Regions from separate parts of the Homo sapiens genome. Here region 2 is linked to region 1. Evidence: chromatin loops called from intact Hi-C (ENCODE). Cell type or tissue: natural killer cell. All regions are shown on one strand. Links, peaks and the distances in the headings refer to the core of each region. The heading gives the core; the rest is flanking DNA. Region 1 overlaps LOC105379129 (a long non-coding RNA gene). Region 2 has its middle 13 kb from the start of COMMD10.

What was found. A loop is a pair of places that touch in the nucleus more often than their neighbours do. Peaks named below come from ENCODE experiments on the same cell type or tissue, not always from the same donor. Only the 100,000 strongest peaks of a DNase experiment are listed, where the experiment ranks them.
Region 2: a loop joins it to region 1, with 8 times the contacts of the local background. A loop is called at or near these places in 24 of 110 quality-filtered maps.

Annotation. Positions count from the first base shown.
Region 1 is chr5:115,303,040-115,314,295 of GRCh38, forward strand. It overlaps LOC105379129 (a long non-coding RNA gene), which reads left to right. Exons shown (of 5, transcript XR_948684.3): 2 at 11,172-11,256. Among named protein-coding and RNA genes, the nearest start is that of CCDC112, 12 kb to the left of the region's middle. In natural killer cell, for the core only: CTCF peaks have their summits at 6,918 (motif pointing right) and 7,120; a DNase peak (open chromatin) is centred at 6,912; H3K27me3 peaks cover 469 bases.
Region 2 is chr5:116,065,943-116,077,198 of GRCh38, forward strand. No RefSeq gene overlaps it. Among named protein-coding and RNA genes, the nearest start is that of COMMD10, 13 kb to the right of the region's middle. RefSeq lists an enhancer at 10,577-10,726. In natural killer cell, for the core only: a CTCF peak has its summit at 2,282 (motif pointing left); a DNase peak (open chromatin) is centred at 2,289.

The sequences.
Region 1 (11,256 bases), core at 5,784-8,283:
GTCAAGAAGCGGAACAGCATGGACACAGGTGGAGGCCATCAGTGTAGATGGGTGAACTCAGAGGCAGGACATCTACAATGTGTTGCTACAAAGGCAAAGAGCAAAAGGAGGATGACAGCAGACCTGCCACATTTAAAAAAGCTTTCCTATGAGTCCTCCCTACCCAATGCCCCCCTTTTAGGTATCATTGACTATAACTGAATCACACAGCCACCCCTAGCTACAAAGCATCCTGAAAATATACTTTATTGGGGTTATTATGAGGATGAGTGGGTTAGTTGCTAGCATTGCCTGCCATACCAACCTGTCTTTTTAATTGTTCTTGTTTCTTGGTTCATAAGGTTCATAAAAATAGGCTTGGGTGCAAGCCTATTTTTCCTCTAAGTCTACATATTATTAAAATACTATTTGAAAATATTTTATAGTCAGTTTTACTGCACATTATTATATTCCCTCCCAATCTTCACTTAATTTTTTGAATTCTTAATCTGTCTTAGTCTTCTGATACTTATGTTTCTATTTTTTCTTCTTGTATCTCCTGTAGTCCTTCTAATGAATGTTGATGCTGCGTTATTTAGGGTATAGAATATATAACTTAGATTTTCATTGTGGATTACACCTGTTATTATTGTAAAGTATACTTCCTGTTTAATTATTTTTGCCCTGAATTCAATCTTATATTTAAAATCACTGTCTGGTGATTCCTTTTTGTTCACATTTATTCTGGTACGCCTTTGCCCAGCCTTGTAGTTTCAACATTTTAGAATCACTTTGTTTAGGCCTGGCTCTCATCTGCACCATATAACTCAGTGTTGTTTCACGACCAATATGTGAGTCAAGTCACAGCCTTCTATTTTTTCTATTCCATTTCATTGTCAGTTTTTTGGAAAAAAAAAATACTCTACATTTACTGTCACCAGTTCCTGACTTTTCATTAGCTTCTCAAACCTTCCTTGATCCTGAAGTACTCAGTAGCAGTGTGTTGAATGCAGAAAGGGGGTAGGTCAAGGAGAGTGGAAGAAGAACCTCTGCCTGTCTTCTCCACTGCTGGTTACTGATTCTGGGTCAGGAATAAGGAAAAGCTTTAAGTTGGACATGATATGATGGTTGTGATTTAGGGAACGCTGACGTTTCAATACCTGAAAATGAGTAGTACTCAAGGTGATCAGAAAATATATGGGCTCCACCTAAGATATTATCTGAGAGAGGGAAGAGATATCTAACAGATTAAGTTTAAAAAGCAATCAGTAAGAGGAAAAAAGAGGCTATTTTCCAATTATAACCAAACAAGTTCAACCCAATTAATGAACTTGTTGCCCAGTGTTGCAACTAGTGATTTGATTTTCAAATCAAAGTGATCCTTACATAAGGATCACTATTGCAAACTGAACAGATGGTGAGACAGTTTTGATTCATTCTAAGGTCACAGAATAATTTGCTGAAAATGGGTGGAATTGTTCCAGAGAGTTACACAAAATCAAATGTCTTCATATGCCTGGGGACTGGATTTTTAAATAAGACTTAATTATAACAAAATATTTGTATTAATCTTTCAAATACACCAACAAATGGATGATTTTACAGTGCCCTCTAGAATTCACCAGTATAAATGGACAAGGCAGGAATAAATTGTTTTTCACTGACTAGTGAAATCACAATGCAAGCTAAGCAATATTACATATAGGGTGATAGCTCCCGCCACAATTCTCTCTCTCAGGTAAAAACAATTGAATGTCTTCTATCAACTTTTCACTATTTCCATATAAAATATTCTATTGTTTAAACAATATTTCTGGATATGAAAAAGAGACAGTTATTTAAATAATTCCCAGTCATTTAGCTTCTATTTTACAATTCCTTGGTAATGTTAGAGTTCCCTAACCAGACACTCTCTAACAGACTATAGTTCCCCAAAGATGGGCCTTAAAAGATGGATTCTTTAACAACTGTAACAGCTGCAGCAACAACCGTGAATCTTCAAGTGTAGCTGTTAAGATAAGATAGTTTGAGGGCAGGTATAATAAAAGGAAAAAGTTTAAATATTTATTTAAAAAATAATAATTCCTACTTTTGATTGCCTGTTATGTGTCAAACATTCTTATTAACACTGATAATCTCCTTTTGGTGTAAATAAATTAACTATGAGAGCGTAGTTAATACATTTTTTTAAGACAATATAGCTAAAATATAGCAGAACCAATCATCAACCATGAACCTGCCTTTATCATTAATACTTATTTTCCTAAACCACCAAACCCTCAAAGTCTATTTTTCTTCTTTTGAAAAATAAGTATTTCTTGGAGGCCAGTAGAAAACAAAACAATCAATTGTGTTTGAATGGATGTTGATTATTCTGTTGCTGATAGTATCCGGTTTACGCCCCTCAGACCATCCTCAGAGAAATAAAAAAATCTTCAATGTGGATGACAGTTTTATGACTACACCGCTTAGTCCCAATACAGTATTTTTCTTTGAGAATTCAAACCTATATGACTGACCACAAACCTACCATTTAAAAATTATTCCAGTTATTATATTATAGTCATTTATTTTACAGTTAGAAAATCAAATGCGTACAGTAGATCATCTTTCTACATATTTCCTTGGATTACAGGAAAATTCTCAGAAACTTCTAGCTCATAGGTACAAAATAAGTTTTAAATTATTTACCCTTGCTTGAGAATTTTAAATAAAAACCAGGTCCCTATATATAAATATAGAAGGTAAGAAATGTACTTCAAGAATATAGAAGATAAGAAATGTACTTCAAGAAATGATAAAACATCAGTGGATGGGTGGGACTTAGGTAATGTTGAGAATTTTTCACAATTATCATGCACTAATTTTAACAGCTTTACTGACTACCTCTAATTGCTTTTTATGTGAGAAAAGCAATTAACTGTTTTTTCAACCACTGCTTTTGGATTTTTGTTATACGTAGTCTGAGATATAATAATCCCAACTGATACTGTTAGTTTAACATTAACTGGGATCTATAAAATATAAGAGAAAGGAAATGTCTAGTGATGGGTGTAATCTGGAGCACAGAAACATTTTATAGCTTGTTCATGTTGGAAGGAAAATCAACTAACATTAGGCTGTTACTAGGCATTAAGACTGCAGATACCAAACCAGTTTGCCTACTACAGAGAAATACCAGGAAGTGGATGTCCCACCCTGATTTGGGCATGGAAGCAGGCCATGTTGAGAGACTGCTTAGGGTATTACAGGTCAGTCTGAGGAAAGTGCCTGGTGGAAACCTTGGTGGAATCAGAAGAGAAAGCAAAAAAGTGCATGTAGTTGGGGAGGTTTGTTTTTGTATACATATGCAAATAAATATGCAAATGTGCATATAAATATGCAAGCCTGTGCTTGACCTGGCTGCCAGTCAGTGTAAATGAATGAGAGGTAATAACTTCTTGATTTTTTTTTTCTCTTCCTATCAATATTTCTGCAAGGTTTGGTTGTTAATATTGGACGCAGGAGTATTCACTCCCTTGGCAGAGGTTGGAGCTATAGCTGTTAGACACCTGTCACAGAATTGCTGATCTTCTTAAAGGCTGCTGTGGGGAGACTACCTGAAGAAGGGTATAAAGAGTGGGGTTTCAATATAGAGTAGACTAAATGATATGTTTTATAAGGTAGGTCTAATTGACACATATTGACTCTATGCACTGAAAACAAGGATTATACCTTCTTTTCTAACAGTTTCACAAAAATTTAGGCCCCAAATCCTCAGTAAATGCCAAAAAGCAGAAATAATGTGGATATATTTCATTGATCACAAAGCAAATCAACTGAGAAGACAAAAAGACTCTATTATCTGGAATTTTAAAACTCTCTTAAAACTCGAGTCAAAGATGATATCAAAACTAAAATTGCAGCTTAATTAGAAAATATTGATAACACTACATACTAATATCCACGGAATACAATTAAAGCAACCCTCAGAAGAAACAGTGGTTTTCAATAATTGTATTAATAACCACAAAAGAATAAGAGTAAATGAATTAACTACCCAGCTAAAAAATATAGAGAAAAAAACAGCTACCAAAAAGGAGATAAGGAAAAATGAATTATAAAAGAAAATAATAAAATCAAACTAAGAAAAATGATAATCCCAATGAATAAATTTAACAAGACAGATAAACTACTAGCTAACTTGGCCAAGAATAAAATTAAGAAAGCACAAAAATACATAATAAAAAGATACAAAGGAAAATAAAATAATCATAGGAGCCTATTTCCCTCAACTGCCTGCAAATAAATTTGAACATTTAGGTGAAATTAATCCTTTTTCTAAAAAAACACAATTTACTGAAATTGGTGAATTAAAAATATAAACATTAAATATTAAATGTCCAAGAAAAATAAAAAGAAAACAGTTGTCAAGGAGGTAGGCTCCCAAAGAGCATCAGGCTCAGAGGGCTTCAAAGGCTAATCTTACAAAATCTTTATGGAAGAAATAAATAGGCTGTAATGCTATTTTTTTGTTTTTCAGACAGGGTCTTGCTCTGTCACCCAGGCTAATGTGCAATGGCATGATCACAACTCACTGCAGCCTTGAACTCCTAGGCTCAAGCCATCCTCCCGCCTCAGGTAGCTAGGATTATAGACACTGCACCACCATGTCCAGCTATCTCTTAATTTTTTTTTTTTTTTGTAAAGATGGGGTCTCCTTATGTTGTTCAGCTGGTCTCAAACTCCTGGCCTCAAGCAATCCACCTGCCTCAGCCTCCTAAAGTCCTGGGATTATAGGCGTGAGCCACCATGACTGGCATCTAATGCTTTTTAAATTGTTCCAGAGCAGAGGCAAAAGAGGAAAGCTTCCAAATTCTATTAATGAAAGTAGCATACGCTTGTTACCAGAAACTGACAGCACAAAAATCACTTATGAATACTGATTTTAAAATGTTCACCAAAGTTTTAGCAAACAGAATCCAGCAGCACCTTAAAATAATTAAGGGAAAAAGAATTTTTTCCCTATGGTCTCAAGAATGATTTAACATTATTCACTATTTTAATAAGTGGTTGGGTATAGTAACATGGTTCATTCACTGTCTACCCCAATCTCTCTTTTGTATGACATCCTATACCATAAAGGCTGGAAAGTTCAGAATCTTCATTTCCTAGGCTCCCTTGCAGCCAGGGTCTTCAATGTGAATTACGTTTGACAATCAGACAGATGCATTTGTGTGAGACTTGTTTTCAGAATACAGTTGGTGGCACCTGAGGCAGCCATTTTGCTGGGGTAGCTTGTAGCAGACACAGTGAGACTCTGGAGCTGGTAGTCCTTTTATCGGTTTTCTGATCCAGAGGTGAAAGATAGGAAGGTGTGTTCCTGGAGCTAAGAATTGTGGTGGCAGGCTGTCATTCCCAGATCACCTTAAGATGACATGCTCACAAACTGTGGGATGGGAGCATGACTTCCTGACTGTGACAGAGGGGGCAGATCCCTGGGTGGGCCAGTTTTGCAGTATGGTTCCGGGAGCCACTACTAGACAGCTTGCTCCTCCAGCTTTCTACTGATTTGTATGCAGCCAATTCCCTGTATAAAACCCTCTTCTGTTTTCTGCAACTGAAATTTGTCTGATAAAAGTGATTAAAAAAGAAAAAAGTTATGCATGATTTTCTCCAAATATACTGAAAAGGCATTCAATAGATCTCAACATCCATACTTGATTTTTAAAAAAAATCACAATAAAGGGGAAAGATGGGTATTTCCCAAAAGCCAGCAGTCTGCTCAATGAGGAAACACTAATGCTCAATGAGCATTGCTGTTAAAATGAGCAGCAAGACAATTGTATCTACAGTCATCACTATTATTTGGTGTAGTTCTGGAGGTTTAACCAATGCAATTAGACAAGACAAAGACATGAGTTATAAACATTGGAAGAGTGGTACAATATCACTATTTACAGATCACTGTATGCCTGGAAATCCCAAGAAACTCAATTATACATGTGTTGTGAACAATGTGAGAACTTGTGGAATGGATGGGTACAAAATTAGTGTGCAGAAAGGAATCACCTTCATCTATACAAACAACAAGCAGTTAGAAAACATAATAGAAATAAAGACCCAATTTGACATAGTGAAAAAAAAAAAAAACTGAATGTAAGCTCCATTCTGGAAAGGACTTTGCCTGCCTGCTCACTGTTATGGTTTTTGAATATGTGAAAGAATACAATGAAAACATAAATATTTTAAGTAGACAAGCTGGTCTATAGCTTATAATAAAAAGTAAAGAAAAAATCCAGAAATTTTCAGAAAAAATAAACCAATAACAGTGAGGGGCATGCTCTAATAAACACTTAATGGAATACACTCGCTTTCCCCAAGTAGAAACATTTGACAATTGAGTAAATGATAAAAATAGCATTTTAAATAGTAATTCTTTCAAAGAGAACTCATGCAAGGTTAACTTCATACCCATGCATGTCTGAAAATGCCTTTATTTTTACATCTGTTGGAGAGTTTGGCTCAGCAGAGAACTCTAGACAGAGTAAAAATTCTCTTCAGAATATTTAAGATATTGTTCTCTTGTTTTTCCTATTTACTATTGTCACTGAGAAGTCAGATATTAATCTGATTCTTGTCCCATCTGTAGCTAATCTGTTTACTCACTTTGAAAACTCCTAAAAAAACAAAATTAAATCAGGCCATTTAGCTACTTATTGCCAGAGGTTTAAGCAGGACCCAAAGCCTACCAAATCTACTAGGGCACTGAAGTGTTCTTCCCATCAAATCTCTATCGCAATTTCTACTTAATGAGAATAATAGGATGCCAAAAATATAAGCAAAATTAATCATCAATCAGTAAGGCTCAACTTCTTTAATGACTTCCTACCAGTGGAATTTGAGAACCTCACCTTTCTTAAACTATATAAAATTGCATTTCAGTTTTTATCCACCAGATGTCACCTGAGCAACAGTAGAAAACATGCAGTTCATATTTGATTCTTTCCAAAAGAAAAAAATATTTTCATCTTTTAGGCATGAAAATTAGAATGTTCTTGTTATAATATATCAGTAATAGAAGTAAGAGCAAACCAGTTGAAATCCTGGCAGATAAATAAAAACACTTACTTTCATATTAAGACTCACAAATACAGTCAACTGACATTTAGCTTCTTAAATGGATTGTTCCCAAAATTTTATACTAAATCTAATAATTATTTTTAGCAAAAATGGTTAGAATAGTTTTTAATGCTACCAATTTCTATGTGATACAAATAGTTTTTTAAAAAAACACCTCAATTACTTATACCAGAATATAAATCAAAACAATAAATACTAGCAACTTTGAAGTTCATGAACTAATTTTTACCTGCAATCTCATTCAACCTTCATTAGTTATTCCCTAATGTATTTGAACAGACTTCTTAAATGACCTGTAAAACCCTGCATGATATGGTCCCTGACCACTTTTCCTGCTTCTCTCTCCATCTTTCCTGGTTCTCTAGCTACCCTGGGCTTTTTTAGCTCTCATAACATGCCAGCATCCCTTAGCCTGTATTAGTGGTTATGTCTGGAGGGAGCCTCTAACCCTCGCTTCCTGACACAATTCGAATGTCAGTTCCTAGGGAAGCCTTTTTTGGCCACCTCCACCCACATCTAGATTTGGATCCCATCTAATCTGATTTTTCCCCTTTATAACAGTTGTCATAATTCATTATCTATTTGTGTGATTATTTGATTAATATTCTTTCCCTTCTAGAGGACAACCTCCATGGGGCACCCCTGTGTCTCTGCTATTCAGCACGGAGTCCATAGGAGCACTTAATAAATATTTGTTGAAGGAAAGACTTCCTGAATATAGGTTATAATGTTTATACTCCTCCCCCATTCAAATGCAAACTCCACAAGAGATGATGTTTGTTCCATTTACTATTGCATATCTATGCCTGAGGCAGCCCATCTTAGACATCAATTTGAATTTTTTAGATGGATCCATGAAAAAATAAATGAGTATGTATTTTCTAAACTAAAAATTAGGACATATTTGGACAAGTATTTGGAATGAGGGTCAGCTTCAGATATATGGGACAGATAACTTCTAAATATGAGAACAGTTAAATGTCATTTCTTAATAACTATTTTTGTTCCATTGGTGAAGTGAGATGGAGATGACAAAAACACTGGTCATCTAAGGCAAGTCCTAGGTATATACATTTCGCTTATTTTTTTTTCAATAGTAATTTTTTTTTATTATCCTCACTCACTCAGGAATCAACCAAAAACATGACATTGAGCCATCTTTCCTAGGGAAATTACAGGATTTTTCAATTGGGATGGCTCAATGTAGTTATTGACTGTATCTCACAGGTGGGTGGAAGGATGAAGCACTCTTCAATCCAGGGAAGGGCTTGGATAGATTTTTTATTTTATTTTATTTTATTTTATTTATTCATTTATTTATTTATTTATTTATTTATTTATTTATTTATTTATTTATTTTGAGATGGAGTCTTGCTCTGTTGCCCAGGCTGGCGTGCAGTGATGTGATCTTGGCTCATTGCAAGCTCCACCATTCTCCTGCCTCAGCCTCCCCAGTAGCTGGGACCACAGGTGCCTGCCACCAAACCCGGCTAATTTTTTGTATTTTTTTTAGTACAGACGGGGTTTCACCATCTTAGTCAGGATGGCCTCGATCTCCTGTCTTCGTGATCCACCCGCCTTGGCCTCCCAAAGTGCTGGGACTACAGGCGTGAGCCACCGCGCCCGGCTGGATAGATTTTTTTTTTTAGCCACTGCCACAACATGGCACAGGGACCCTGACTGGTGTAATTCAGTTATTCCATAAACATTATTTATTCATTCAAACAGCTTTTAATTAGACGATCATTATGTGCCAGTTACAGTGCTTGCTGCTAGGGCTACAAAGCCAAATGAGGCATGGTCGTTGCTCTCAAGCAGCTATCTTGTCAGGGAAGACAGGTCAATAGACCAATAGCTGAAGTCCAGTTTGGCTCAAATAAATACAATGCACAGGGTATTATAGGAATATGCAGTTTGGTATAAATTAGAGTAGTGGGAAGGGGTCTTCAGCAGGGCTTCCTTAAAGAAGTGACACCCAAGCTTAGTTTTCAAGGACCAGACGCAGTTAGCTGTATTAATTCCACTATTAGCAGTAGTAATAGTGGAAAGGAAGACAGCTTCTTAGGAGAGAAAACCTGAGATAGAGAGCACGGAGAAATGATATACAATAGTTTGTTTAGGGAACTAGAAGAAATTCAGCATGGCTATAACAAAGCATGATGCCATTTGATGTAGCAGCGAGGAGACTCTCACTGAATTTGAGAGAGCTGACCGGTTCATTCATCTACTCCTCACTCTCACAACCTGAGCCCCAATGAATAATTCTTTCTTTGCACACAAGACAAAACTAGAGATAGTAGAAAAGAAATTTTTAGTATGAACGACAGTTATGGCAAATGCAGTCTTACAAATTGGCATGAGCTTCTATTACTAGTTTTCTAGGAAAAATAATTGAAGCTTGTCATAGAGACCAGGCAAAGGCTCTAATAAGAATACTTTGCATCTGCAGTGAGATGCTTTTGCACCCGTAGAAACCAGAGCCTAAAGGAAAGGCTTATGTGCTGCTATCTGTTTTGGGAGTTACATTCCCAGGGAAACAGAAGTGAGGGAAAAGGGGCAAACATGAGGGAAGTTTGAGTCAGCCTCTTGTTGGCAACAAGTATAGTTCATGTTGCATCTCATGGGATGTGCTCAGTAAGGCCAAATGAACTTTACATATCAAGGCAGCCCACCAGGGGAGAGGAAGGGAAAACAATTTATCTGCCAGTCCATTTCATTCTACATATGCCCCTGGTCAAGAGTCTGCCCATGGGCATTAACTCCCCGGGAAGATGTGACCCGGGCTTTCCAGGTCCCCAGGGGAAGCTAAGGTTATACTACTTGAAGTGGGCATTGCCACTCATTACCTTTGAGCCCATTTTATATTTGGAGAGTTTCCTGATTTCTGAGAGTTCGTTCTTCAAAGATGAAGTCAGAAACTCTCCTGACATCTTCAATTTGAGGATCTAGTGTCCAGGTTCTGCCAATTAGACCCATCTTATTGAGACCTCCATGCTGGAGTGAGTGAGGCATCTCACAGAATCCATCATGGCAGATAGAGGGAGAGGCTCTACCTTCCAGAGATGTTGCCAGAGGTTCTAGGCAGAGTTTCCAGTGTCCGCCACTCGGGGCAAAAGCTGGGTTGTCTGTGCCCAGGCACAGCAGCAATAGAGTGCCCCCTGGAACCATCTGTGTAACTTTCATATGGCTCCCAGCCTCAGAGCAGCCATGGTTTATTCTGTAGCCCTCACTGAGATTCCAAGAACTGCTTAAAATCTTTAATACAATTCCTTTTGCTGCCTAAACTACCTAGGGGGAGTTTCATTGTCTGAAATCAAGAACTCTGAAAGATTCATGTAGCCTAAAAATAAATTTTGGGTTGCCTTCAAGTTATGACATGCTTCTAATCCTAAATCTGCTTGCTTATGTGAAACAGATTCCATTAATTTTTATACTATATCCTAGAACCATAGAATTCTTGAATTTAGATGTAGAAGTGTCCTTTTAGAGCCCATTTTATTTTATCATTCACCTTCGGCTTTGAGCGAATTTTCATATCACAACCATTTGAGGGAACCAAGTTTCTCACAAAACCAGAAAAAAGGTAATTTATGTGGGCTGAAATGTCTTTGTGCCAGTCATGAGTAGGGCTGAGAGGACACCCTTGGGTAATGTTATTTACGTGAGAGACAGGTGAAGGGCCTGCAGGATGTAACCTAATTTAGTCAGACATTTCTGGCACAAAAAAACCAGTGACCTATAAACCAGTACTTTCCTGCAATTTCTAGTGAAACCAGGTCACTATTTCCAGCCTTTACTTTGTTCCCTGGACTCTTAGCATTGAGCTATGTCATGAATTTCCTTTTGATAAGGGTAATTAGTAAATTTATGGGAAAAATTTAAGTAAAAGCTCACAAGAATCTTTGGAAAGTGTCACTCTATAAAGTGTTCAGTTATGTCCCAGTAAGTCATGGCTGTATTATACTAGGATCACAAATTCTTAGAATTGTTATGGTAGTTTTTGTTCTTTTTAGTACATTGAGAAGAATCTGGTGAAACTTTCCTTTGATTCAGTTTAATTTCCCCCTCAGGTAGAAGGCTATAATGACCCAATGGGCCACCAGTTTGATATTTGATTCTGAACAATTTATTCACCAAGAATGGCTGCCTGAATGA
Region 2 (11,256 bases), core at 1,183-3,682, 760 kb after region 1:
TTTAATAGGAATGTGTTAAATCTGTGTATCAATTTGAGAAGAACTGACATTTCTATTACCTTAGAGTCTCCCTTCCAGTTCATGAACACGGCATGTCTTTTTGTATATTTATTCCATTATCATTCCATCCATATTCCATTATAGGTTTTTTCCATTATCATTTCATAGTTTTTGGCTTACAAGTCTTATATGTATTTTGTTAGATTTACAATCACGTGTCTCATTTTTCCGGACAATTCTAAATGGTATCATATTTTAAATTTCAGTGTTTATTGATAGCATGTAGAAATAAAATATATTTTTGTATGTTGATCTTGTATCCTACAACTTTGTTGAAGTCCCTTATTAGTTTTAGAAGGCTGTTCGTAGATTTAAAAAAAAATCTTTGTAATTTTTTTTGGAATTTTCTATGTAGATGGAATTTGTCATCTGCAAATAGGGACAGTTTTATTTCTTCCTTTCTAATGTATACGCATTTTCTGTCCATTTCTTTCATTATTACTCTGGCAAGACCTCCCATTACTCTCATAGCAGTGGTGAGAACAAGCAGCCTTACCTTGTTCTTGATCTTGGGGATCTCATTTAAAACATTTTTTGCTACTTTCTTCTAGCTTCCAATGTTTCTGAAGAGAAACCTGTCCTTTGAATTTTTTTTTTCCCAGAAGTAATGCTTTAAAAAATTTGCTTTTCAGCTTTCAGAGGTTGAGTTATGATGTGTGTTGGTGAGTATGTGTTCCGTTGTTGGGGTACCTCATTACAGCCTGGCCAGGGTGGAAGTCCAGGTTCCCTATTCAGCCTTTGCTGGTGGGAGTGAGGGCACAGTTTTCTTCTGTGATTGTTGGTGGAGTAGACGGGTTATTGTTTAAAACCCTTCTGTCTTGCTGGGCTGCCTATTTCTTGGTTCTTTGGCTACAGAGACCAAGGTTTTGGGAGCTTTTTCCATCTGTGCCCATTGGCATTTCTGGATTGCTGACATCTCCGTTACCCAGTCTTCATACACCCAAAGATGTATGAAGTAAAAGAAAGTAAAAAGAAACCCAGGGTACTTACTGCTCTGTCCTTCCTCATGTCCCAGGTCCCTAACCAGTCTGCCTCCTTCTCTCTGCCTTTCAGAGTCATCTTATATTTGTTTTATTCGTAAAGTCCAGAGTTTGTAACTGTATGTAGTGAGAAGAATAGCAAAAAAGCATCCCTACTCCATTTTTCTGCAAATGGAAGTCCTTGTTGGGCTTTAATGTCAAGGTGATGCTCGCCACATAAAAGGAGATGGTGACCACTTTCTTTTCTCTACAAGCCTTTGTTTCAAGTGAAACTATTCATCCTCACATGTTTATTGGAACTTGCCAGTGAGGCCAGTTGGACCTGAAGGGATTTTTTTTTGTTGTTTTCTTTCTCTCTCTCTCTTTTTTTTAATAGGAAGGTTTTCAATAACACATTTGTTTTTAAAACAGTTATATTCTGTTTTCTTCTATTTTTCTTATGTATTACATATTACATATATATCTTTCTATAAGTTATCTATTTTATATAAATTTTCAAATTTGTGAACATAGTTATATAAAATATATACATTGTCATTTTTAAATATCAACCATTTTCCTCAAATTTTATTTATAAATTATTTAAAGGACATTACTAACCAGCATTCTTTCAGTAAATTATTTTCCCCCTTAGTTAGCCAGAGTTGGTCAGAGTTGGATTCTCTTACTCATAAACAAAACACCCTAACTAATACACTTATTGTCCAGAAAATGGAGAGACATGTATAGTGTAGTTGCGGCAAATTGCTTTTCAATAAATTTCCACAAAAAATCTATTCCTTCTGTTTTCTGAGAGATACCTAGAGCCTGATTTAAGAGGTGTGAGCTAAGGCCCTCCCGTTTCTTTTCGACACACTGCTAACAATTGTGTTCTCAGCAATAGGAACTGAAAAGTGTCCATACAACTCATAAATTGTTCCCACTTCAATAGAACAGAAATTACTTTGCTTTTCAGGAGTTACTACAAAAAGTCCTAGAGAAAGAAAAAAGAAAAAAACAAAAACAGAATCCCAAAAAAGTCCTAGAGAGTGAGAGGAAGGAATGCTTTTTCAGTTGCTTCACATTTAGAATCCCATTCTAGCTTTGAATTTTCCAAACAGTACTTGGCATAGAGTAGCACTAAATATATGATTTCTATGATTTTTGCATATATTCTTGAATGATGAGGGTTATTTGCATTTTGTAATTTTTAATCATACATTTTCCTAAAAACGATATACAGAGGAAATACATGAATGGTTTTGGCTCCCTCTGCTGGCCATTTATATGCACTTTAGGTTTTACACAGAACAAAATCAAGACCACTTTTTCAAATGGATTTGGAATTTTTTCAAAAAGATTATTTAAGGCTGGGTACCATGAGATTTTTATCTTTTCTTTGGAATAAAAGATGATTTTCTCAAGATTTTGTTTCTTTTTTTAAAAGTCAGGGTCTCACTTTGTTGCCCAGGCTGGAGTGCACAATCATAGCTCACTGTAACCTCAAATTCCTGGGCTCAGATGATCCTCCTGCTTTAGCCTCCTGAGTAGCTGGGACTACAGGTGAGAGCCACCACGCCCGGTTAACTTTTAATTGTATTTAACTTTTTAAGATCAGGGCTCGAGTGCTATGTTGCCCAGGCTGGTCTCTAATGCCTGGCCTCAAATGATCCTCCTGCCTCAGTCCTCCAAAGCCCTGGGATTACAGGTGTGAGCCACCATGCCTGGCACTATTTAAACTTTTCAATTTAATTTTTCAAATTTATACTTCAAAAAACTTTAACATTATAACTGTTATAACATTATAACTTTAAAAAAGGATACATTTAGCACAATAAATGAAGTTTAGAAAATGTTTTAGATAAAAGGCCTGACTCCTGCTATGTCTCTTTCTCAAGCTGTCTGTGGTGAAGGTACCCAGTTATAGAGACTGATGCCATTCCATATTGCCATAACAATGCCTCCCTCAGTCCAGTCAATTCCTCGGCCATTCTCCAAAGCAGCTATTTAAACGTTTGGCCTTTTTAACTCCCGACTTCTTTATCCTCTTCTCAATATTGCTGTTTTCTTGGAAATGATAGAGACCATCCGATACATAACTTTGACATTCTGATTTTTTCTCCTGCCCCCAATCCTACTAAGAGTCTCTATCCATACCTCTTTTTTGCCTCCACTCTTGTAGTTTCAGTGAAACAACTTTCTCTCCTGTTAAAGGACAGTCAATTGGGATGGATCCCTTTTCCCTGGGTTCTTTAGGAACAGCACTGTATGAAACATTATCATCTCTCTCTTTTCTATATCTTTGTTGGCTTTTAATGATCATGTGATCATACACTTATTGTTTACGTCAGCTGGGATCTTTCAACTGCAAACAGCTCTGGCTAATTTAAGCAAAAAAAAAGGGGGGTGGGGGGCACTAGATCTAAGAAAATGCAGAAAAGGTTGGCCTCAGGAAGAAAAGGCACCAGGCCAGTTTTATGAGCTGGGTAGCCACACATCATGAAGCAGGGACCAACCATCAGAAACTTTGCTGAGCTGGGGGAGAGAGCTGAACTGCCAGGTGTCAGACTAGTTAAAACAACAAGACAAATGTGAAAGAGGTAAGGGTGTAATCACTTACTGTGATGGTATATGCAAGAATCTAAAAGGAGATTGCTGTGAGATTTAATGAGATAATGCTTGTAAAGCATCAGAAACAATCCTGGGTACACAGCAAACATAACTTGATAAATGATGGCTATCGTTACGTATTCAGAGCATCCACAGTGCCCTGTATTCAGATGAATCATGACACTTTTTCACTTCACTGTTGTTTTGTGGCCTCATACTGATGTGTAAGTTCCTTAGAAGCTTAGGAGAAGGGATTGTGTTTTTTAAGCGCAAGATCCCTAGCACAGAGCTTGGCACAAGGTAGATATTCAATAAATGCATGCTGGATAATGGTAAGAGACAACCTGGATTACATGTTAAGCGCATATGAAAGTAAAGTAAAATAGGTGTGGTTACAAAAGGTCCTCTAGGTTTCCTAAATAGTAGCATAAATTATTTACATTAAAATATTTGATTATTAACAGGCATGGAGGTGCATGCCTGTAATCCCAGCTACTGGGGAGGCTTAGGCAGGCAGACTCCCTGAGCTTAGGAGTTTGAGATCAGCCTGGGCAACATAGTCAGGCCCCATCTCAACCATATCATCTTGGTTATCATTTTTACTTTTTCAAATACTGACTCCTTGTATAAATAGAATTTGAGAGTCTGTCAGACAAAATCTTTTCCTTTCCTTTGTTGTCCTATGACCACCACCACCAGCATCCTCATCGCCAACATAATTGTCTTCAAGTGCTTTAAGCAATCATTGAATAATAATCTTCTTGGTTAGTTTGTCCAGCAAGAAATCCCTGTTGCACGTTAGATTCCTCAGGAAGCAGAATCTGAGATGAGATTCACAAGCAGGAAGTTGAGTGCTGTTGAGTTGAATGCTTAGAAGGGATAGAAGGGAAACAGGGTTGGGTAGAGGGAGAGATTGGGCTGCAATGCAGTCACAATAAGCCCTCAGCTGGCCCCCCAGGAGCTGCGAATTGGAAATGGCTCTTCAGTGTTGTTCCAAGTTGATATCAAAAGGACACAGTGGTGTGCTAGAACTGACTCATTCCAGCTTGGGAGGTGATTGTGTGCATCTCTTCCCCAATGGCCATTCATTGATCACACTTTGGTACTTGATATGGGCTATAGTAGAAATATCAACACTATAGAAACTGGTTAAATGCTACAAATTAGGGCATTTTTCTCTCTTCAGAGATCTGGTTGTTAAATATTACCAGTCAGATACAGACTGCACTGAGAAGTGGACGTGGCCTTGGGCTAAGTGGTACTCTTTAGGTGAGGCAATTCCTGAAGAGGACTGACAGCTCAGCAGTGTCAGTCAGCACCCTTCACTGCAGCTGTGAGAATACATCCTTCCCTCAAAGGGAGGCTTTGGGTGGCACCGCATAGCATTCACAATGGTGCCTGTGACGGATTTGTGCTGCTATGGAAAGTGTAACGGTGATAATATTTCTAAGTTTTGTAAGTGTCATTTTGACAGTAGTACTCCTTTCATAATTCAAAAAGTTGAAAATAGTTAATAGGTTTAAAATAAATAAACTTTATCTTCTACAACTGTTTTAGAAACAGAAAAATTGTGAAGACTGTAAAAGTGGCCATATACTCCACACCCAATTTCCCGTATTACTGACAAATGAGTACGGCATATTTGTTAAAATGAAGGAACCAATAATAAGAAATTATTGTTAACCAAAGTCCATGCTTTATCCATATTTCTTACTTATTGCCCAGTGTCCTTTTTGTGTTCCAGGATCCCACTGAAAATACCACATTACATTTAGTCATCGTGTCTCTTTAGGCTCTTCTGGACTGTGATAGTTTCTTGGGCTTTTCTTGTTTTTGATGACCTTGACAGTTTTGAGGAGTCCTAGTCAAGTATTTTGTAGAATGTCCCCTTGGAATTTGTCTGACATTTTTCTCATAATGAAACCAGAGTTATGGGTTTCTGGAAGAAGACACAAAGACCAATTGCCATTTTCATGACACCATACCAAGAGTACTTACTAGCAACATGATTCATCACTGATAATGTTGGCCTTGATCATCTGGTTGAGGTGGTGTTTGTCAGGATTCTTCACTGTAAAGTGACTCTACCCCTACCACCCTTACAAACTGCACTCTTTGGAAAGAAGTCACTATGTGTAGCCTATAATTAAGGAGTAGAGAGTTATGCTTCCCTCTCTTCAGGGATGGGTATTTATATAAATTATTTGTAATTTTACGCAGGAAATTTTGTCTTCTCTCCCTTCTATTTACTCAATAATTATTCAATTATTTAAATAATGGAATAATTTATTAAATTATTTGTTTAGATCAGTATGGACTTGTGGATATTCATTTTATCATTTGGTTTTAAGCTATTAGGAGTTTTTTTCAGTTGCGTTCTATGGTCCTTTAACATATCTGAATCATTGTGAGTTTTAAAATTTTATTTTAAATTTTTAGCACTTCCTTACTCCCTGCACTACAAGGTGTCCCAGGCTCATTTTGTACTTACTGCCCCAGTCCTAGAATCAGCCATTTCTCCAACAAGTCCAGGTTCTTTTTATTGGAGAATATTAGAAACCAAGATTAGGGCACTAGGTGTGATTGAGTTAATAGGCTTTCACACTAAAGTTAAACCTCAAATCAAATGTTCCACAATTATATATTTACCAAGTTGACCTTGATGAACAAATTCTGCCATACAAAAATAAGGAAAAGTCATGAAGGAATCAAAAAAAATTTTATACACACATTTGAAACACAGTATTTTACCATTAGTTTGTCGAAACATGAAAGTATTGTGAAGCGTCTTGAATTCTGGAAAGACAGCTATGAAAATACAGTATTTCAACTCATTTTTCAAGATCTCAATAAAACTTACTAACTTCAAAGTAGAATAAATCAAGGAATCAAATAAAGTTATGTGTTTAGGGAAACACTATTTCTCTTTGAATGTAGTGTTCACAGATTTCTGCATCCTTAGACATACCATTTAACTAAATTGGCTGTCCAACCAAGAGCTTAAATCTTCACTGTAAAAGGGTTTGAAATAGTTTTATTTTATCTATCCCAGGCACCCATATGATACTGGGTATGATGAGGTCTCTAAAGAAGTCTAAGGATGGATCTATGCCTTTACAACAGTTGGCTAATGAAGAAAGGCAATCATATAGAATTCCTTGCTAAAATGTTTGCTTCATATAAGAAACCCTCTCAAAGTCCAGAGAAGAAGGTGAGTAGGTGGTGTACATTTTAGAAAGTGTGAACTGAGTTGGATCTTGAAGTCTTGAAGGTTTGGTTTCTCCACACAGATGCTATTGGCACCTTGGGTGGATAATTCATCATTGTGTGAGACTGTGATTCCTGCTATGTATCAGTAACATTTGTAAGGCATTGGAACAACTCAAATACCTCTACATATTCCCTTCTGGAGATGTAGGAACTGTGGGGAGAGTATATTACAAAGAAGAGACTACAAAACTAGACACAACTGAGAATGGGCATGGCATGCTGGAACAATGAGGAGACTGGGTAGAGTCATTCAAATAATCTGTATTTACCTATGGCTCTAAGGGGCAGATTGGAACCTCTCGAGCTCTTTGGCTTGTTAGAAGCACCACTTTGTCTTTAGCAATGCCACGCCGACTCTGATCCTGAAGGAAAGTAACTGTACCCATCTTGTTAATTTACTAATCTAAGCAAACTGTAAAGAAAAAACTTTTTAAAATCTTGTGTAAATAAAAAATAGGCAGTTACTCTGAAGAGATATATTTGCCTTTTTCCCAAATGCAATAATATTAATAATTTACTTTAGACCTTTCATTTAACACACAAAAATCTTAAGTATATTTTGATAATAATAAATTAATATTATTTACAAATTACCATAAGAATGATGTTAATGTTAGGTCCCACAAAGAATTTTTCTTGGCATGTAAAATATGTTAGTACCTAATATAAAATATCCTGGGCACATAACTAATTATCTTGGTCTTCATGATCTTTTGAATAGTAACTGATGGTAAAAATAATTAATTCTCATCATTGGAAGTTCAAGTAATACAGAGAAGGTAAAAACTTACAGAAAATCTCACCAGCCTGAAATAATTGTGGACATTAACCAAACCTAATTTTAGTAATCACTGTATGCATATTTATATCTAGATCTCAATCTATATGCTATATATCTAATATATGTGATACAGATATATAGAAATGATTTTATTAAAGTGGAAAAGAGAAGAAAAAAAACTATAGAAATTGCTGTATATTAAAGAGTTGTTTCCTTAACAAAGAGATGTTTGTCCCTAAAATATTCCTCTAAGATGGGGGTCACAAACTTAAATGCCTTTAGGCATAGGGACTTTATGACTCATGCAGCAAACTATAAAAATTAAGTTGCTTCTATTGTTTTCAAAATAAGAATCTCTCTGGTTACATTGTCTATGTCATCACTGAGTAGGTTAAACAAAATAAGCAAGCACAGTATTTCTATAGCCCATGAGCCATATTCAGACTAGAGTTCTCTAGAGTGCCACCTCTGCAAAGTTTTAAAGAGATTATGGAAACATTTGGGGCCTGGCATGGTGGCTCATGCCTGTAATCCCAGCACTTTGGGAGGCTGAGGCGGGCAGATCAAGAGGTCAGGAGATTGAGACCATCCTGGATAACATAGTGAAACCACATCTCTACTAAAAATACAAAAAATTAGCCAGGCGTGGTGGCAGGCACCTGTAGTCCCAGCTACTCAGGAGGCTGAGGCAGGAGAATGGCATGAACCCAGGAGGCGGAGCTTGCAGTGGGTGACAGAGTGAGACTCCAACTCAAAAAAAAAAAAAAAGATTATGGAAACATTTTAAGATGTTATAATCAATTTATTTTTTAAATAATGTATTTCATTTTAATTTTTTAAATTTTGTTGGGACATAGTAGGTATAGATATTTATGGGGCACTGTTGTATTTCTTTAAGAGAATGTTTGATTCATAGCATTTGCTTTGAAAGATAAAGAAATAAGTACTCTTAAAACTTTATTCCACCCAATTTTGTCCATTTAAAAATCAGTTGTCTAAGCTATATGATGATTCTATATTATCAAACATTATAACATTTCTACTTAATTTCATAAATTAACTAAATTTTAGTTTTATATGGATTTAATGTTCACTACATGCCACCGCATCTCTGCTACTGAGTTCTGTATTTTCATTAATCTCTTGGTTGGCTTGTTCTCAACTATTAGTTTTAACAAAAAGAGCCCATGAAAACTATGAATGCAGCCACGCTTAGTAAGATCTGACTTTTGCTTTAATATTGAATAGCATGTTCGCTTTTCTCGACCCTTTGTAGACATTGCTATGAAGAAGTCTGAAAGTTGTTGATTATTTTACTCTTGTAAGTGACATGCTTTTTTCACCATGTCGCTTGAATAAATTTTTCTTTATCCTTGGAATTTGATAATTTTACCAGAATCTGTCCCATAATCATCATATTCTATCAGTTTTTCCAAAAAATAATTTGCTCTTTCATTAGACTGTATATTCAGTTTTTCTGACATTACAGAGAAATGGTCTTCTATTAAATATTTGTTTTGATCATCCTACAGAGGCAAAATGGACTTTGTACACCAAGTTTGGTTAGGTGTTGATATGGTTTGGCTGTGTCCCCACCCACGTCTCACCTTGAATTGTAGCTCCCATAATTCCCTCATGTTGTGGGAGGGACTCACTGGGAGATAATTAAATCATGGGGGCGGTTCCCCCACACTGTTCTTGTGGTGGTGAATAAGCCTCATGAGATCTGCTGGTTTTATAAGGGGAAACCACTTTCACTTGGCTCATTCTTGTCTGCTGCCATATGAGACATGACTTTTGCCTTCTGCCATGATTGTGAGGCCTCCCCAGCCACGTGGAACTATGAGTCCATTAAACCTCCTTCTTTTGTAAATTGCCCAGTCTTGGGTATGTCTTTATCAGCAGTGTGAAAACAGACTGACACAGGTGTCTAGACTGATGATGCCATTCATGCAGCAGGGAGGTATGTAACAAGATTTATTACTTACATAATGAGGTTTTCTGGGGAGAGCAGAGCAGACTCTCAAGCAAAACCAAAAATGGCTTACGACAGCAGGGAAGGCCAATTGGCCTGGGGCTTTATGGTGGTTGGGGGTCGGGCCAGGATGAGGTTTCCCTGTTGCAGTCAGGGGCTTACGTGGCTTGAATTTCTCATCAGTGCCAGAGAAGGAAACAGCTGGGCTTAACACTTTGCCCAGATGTGGGGCAGAAGGGGAAGAGGGAGTAGTGGGGCTTGAAATCTGTCAGCCAACATCAAAAATGGAGTCAGACTCCTTATTATCATATTTGAAAGTATTTTTGTGTCTATTTGTTGGGTTCTTTGCCTTGGAGACAGTAATCTTTAGGTTGGTTTTTGTTATTAGTATCTACTTTGTGTTTGTCTCATTCTTTGCATTCACTCTGAATAGCCCCTCTGCCCTGTCCATAATTCAATTTAAAATTGTGTGCAGTCTTTTCCTTGCAGTTTCTAATTTACATCATAAGAAATGGTGTTTTTAATCCTTTCTTTGATTTCCGTGTTTTACATCTAATTTTGATATTTTGTCAAGTTGTCTTTTAGCTCGTTTCACTGAATTAATTTCCTTCTTAAGTTCTATCTCAAGAAGGATTCAAGTGGAATTTTTGTTTTTTGCATACTCTATACCTTTTATGTATTTTCCTGTAAAATTATTACACAACTGTCATGGCATTTCTTCCTATCCTACTTGTGTTTAGCATGAACAGCTCTGCCCAGACCTCTATTTTCTCTGGTATGTCTTCTTGGTTCTTTTTAATGTGAGATTGATTTGTCTTTCCATCTATGCTAGCTTGATGACTCAATATTCCATTCTACTTTTTAATAAAAGCTTAGGGTTGAGGGTAGCATTTATTAGTGGCTTTAGTTTTTACTTTCTTAGTTCTGAGATTTTGTCAACTGTCTTGTATCAAGATTCACTTGACTGGTATGGGCATGTCCAGTAGCTGAGGGGGTATCCCCCAGGCTTCAGATCAGTCCTCCTTTAATGGTAGAGTCCCGGAACCTCTGATTCTTCCTGAGTCAGCCCTGGTTTTTACTTCCCCATTTCATTCTTTCATTTCCACTTAGTATAGAGAAAGAATCAGAGTGCCTGTGGGTTTCAGCCAGTGTTAACATTAAGGCAGGCAGGGTGAGGGAAGGCTATTTTCACTGTAGCTTCAATGTAATCATCTTTTCCACTGGCTTTTTGTGTGGGTGTCTTATTTTTTATTTTCTCTTTTATCTTCAACTTTCATAGCTTCCTATTCATCATTTGAGATAATTAGATGTATTTTGTTTTTCTGCCTTTTTGCTCTACTTTTTCCCTCACTCAGATACATCAAAAGAGTGACCTCCGGAGCTTCCTCTGGACTCCGCTAGTCCTGCATCAGCCTCAGGCATTTATATTCTCCAGGTATTTTTCATGATTTCTTCTTGGCTGACTATATACCTCCAATTCTGCTCCTCTCCAAGTTTGGGGATATAAAGAGAACGCTCATGGTTTTGTGGAAACCTTCTTTTCCTAGCACAGTTTCAGCAAGTTGGGGACCACCTTTAGGATCCAGCTTAGCTAAGGCAGA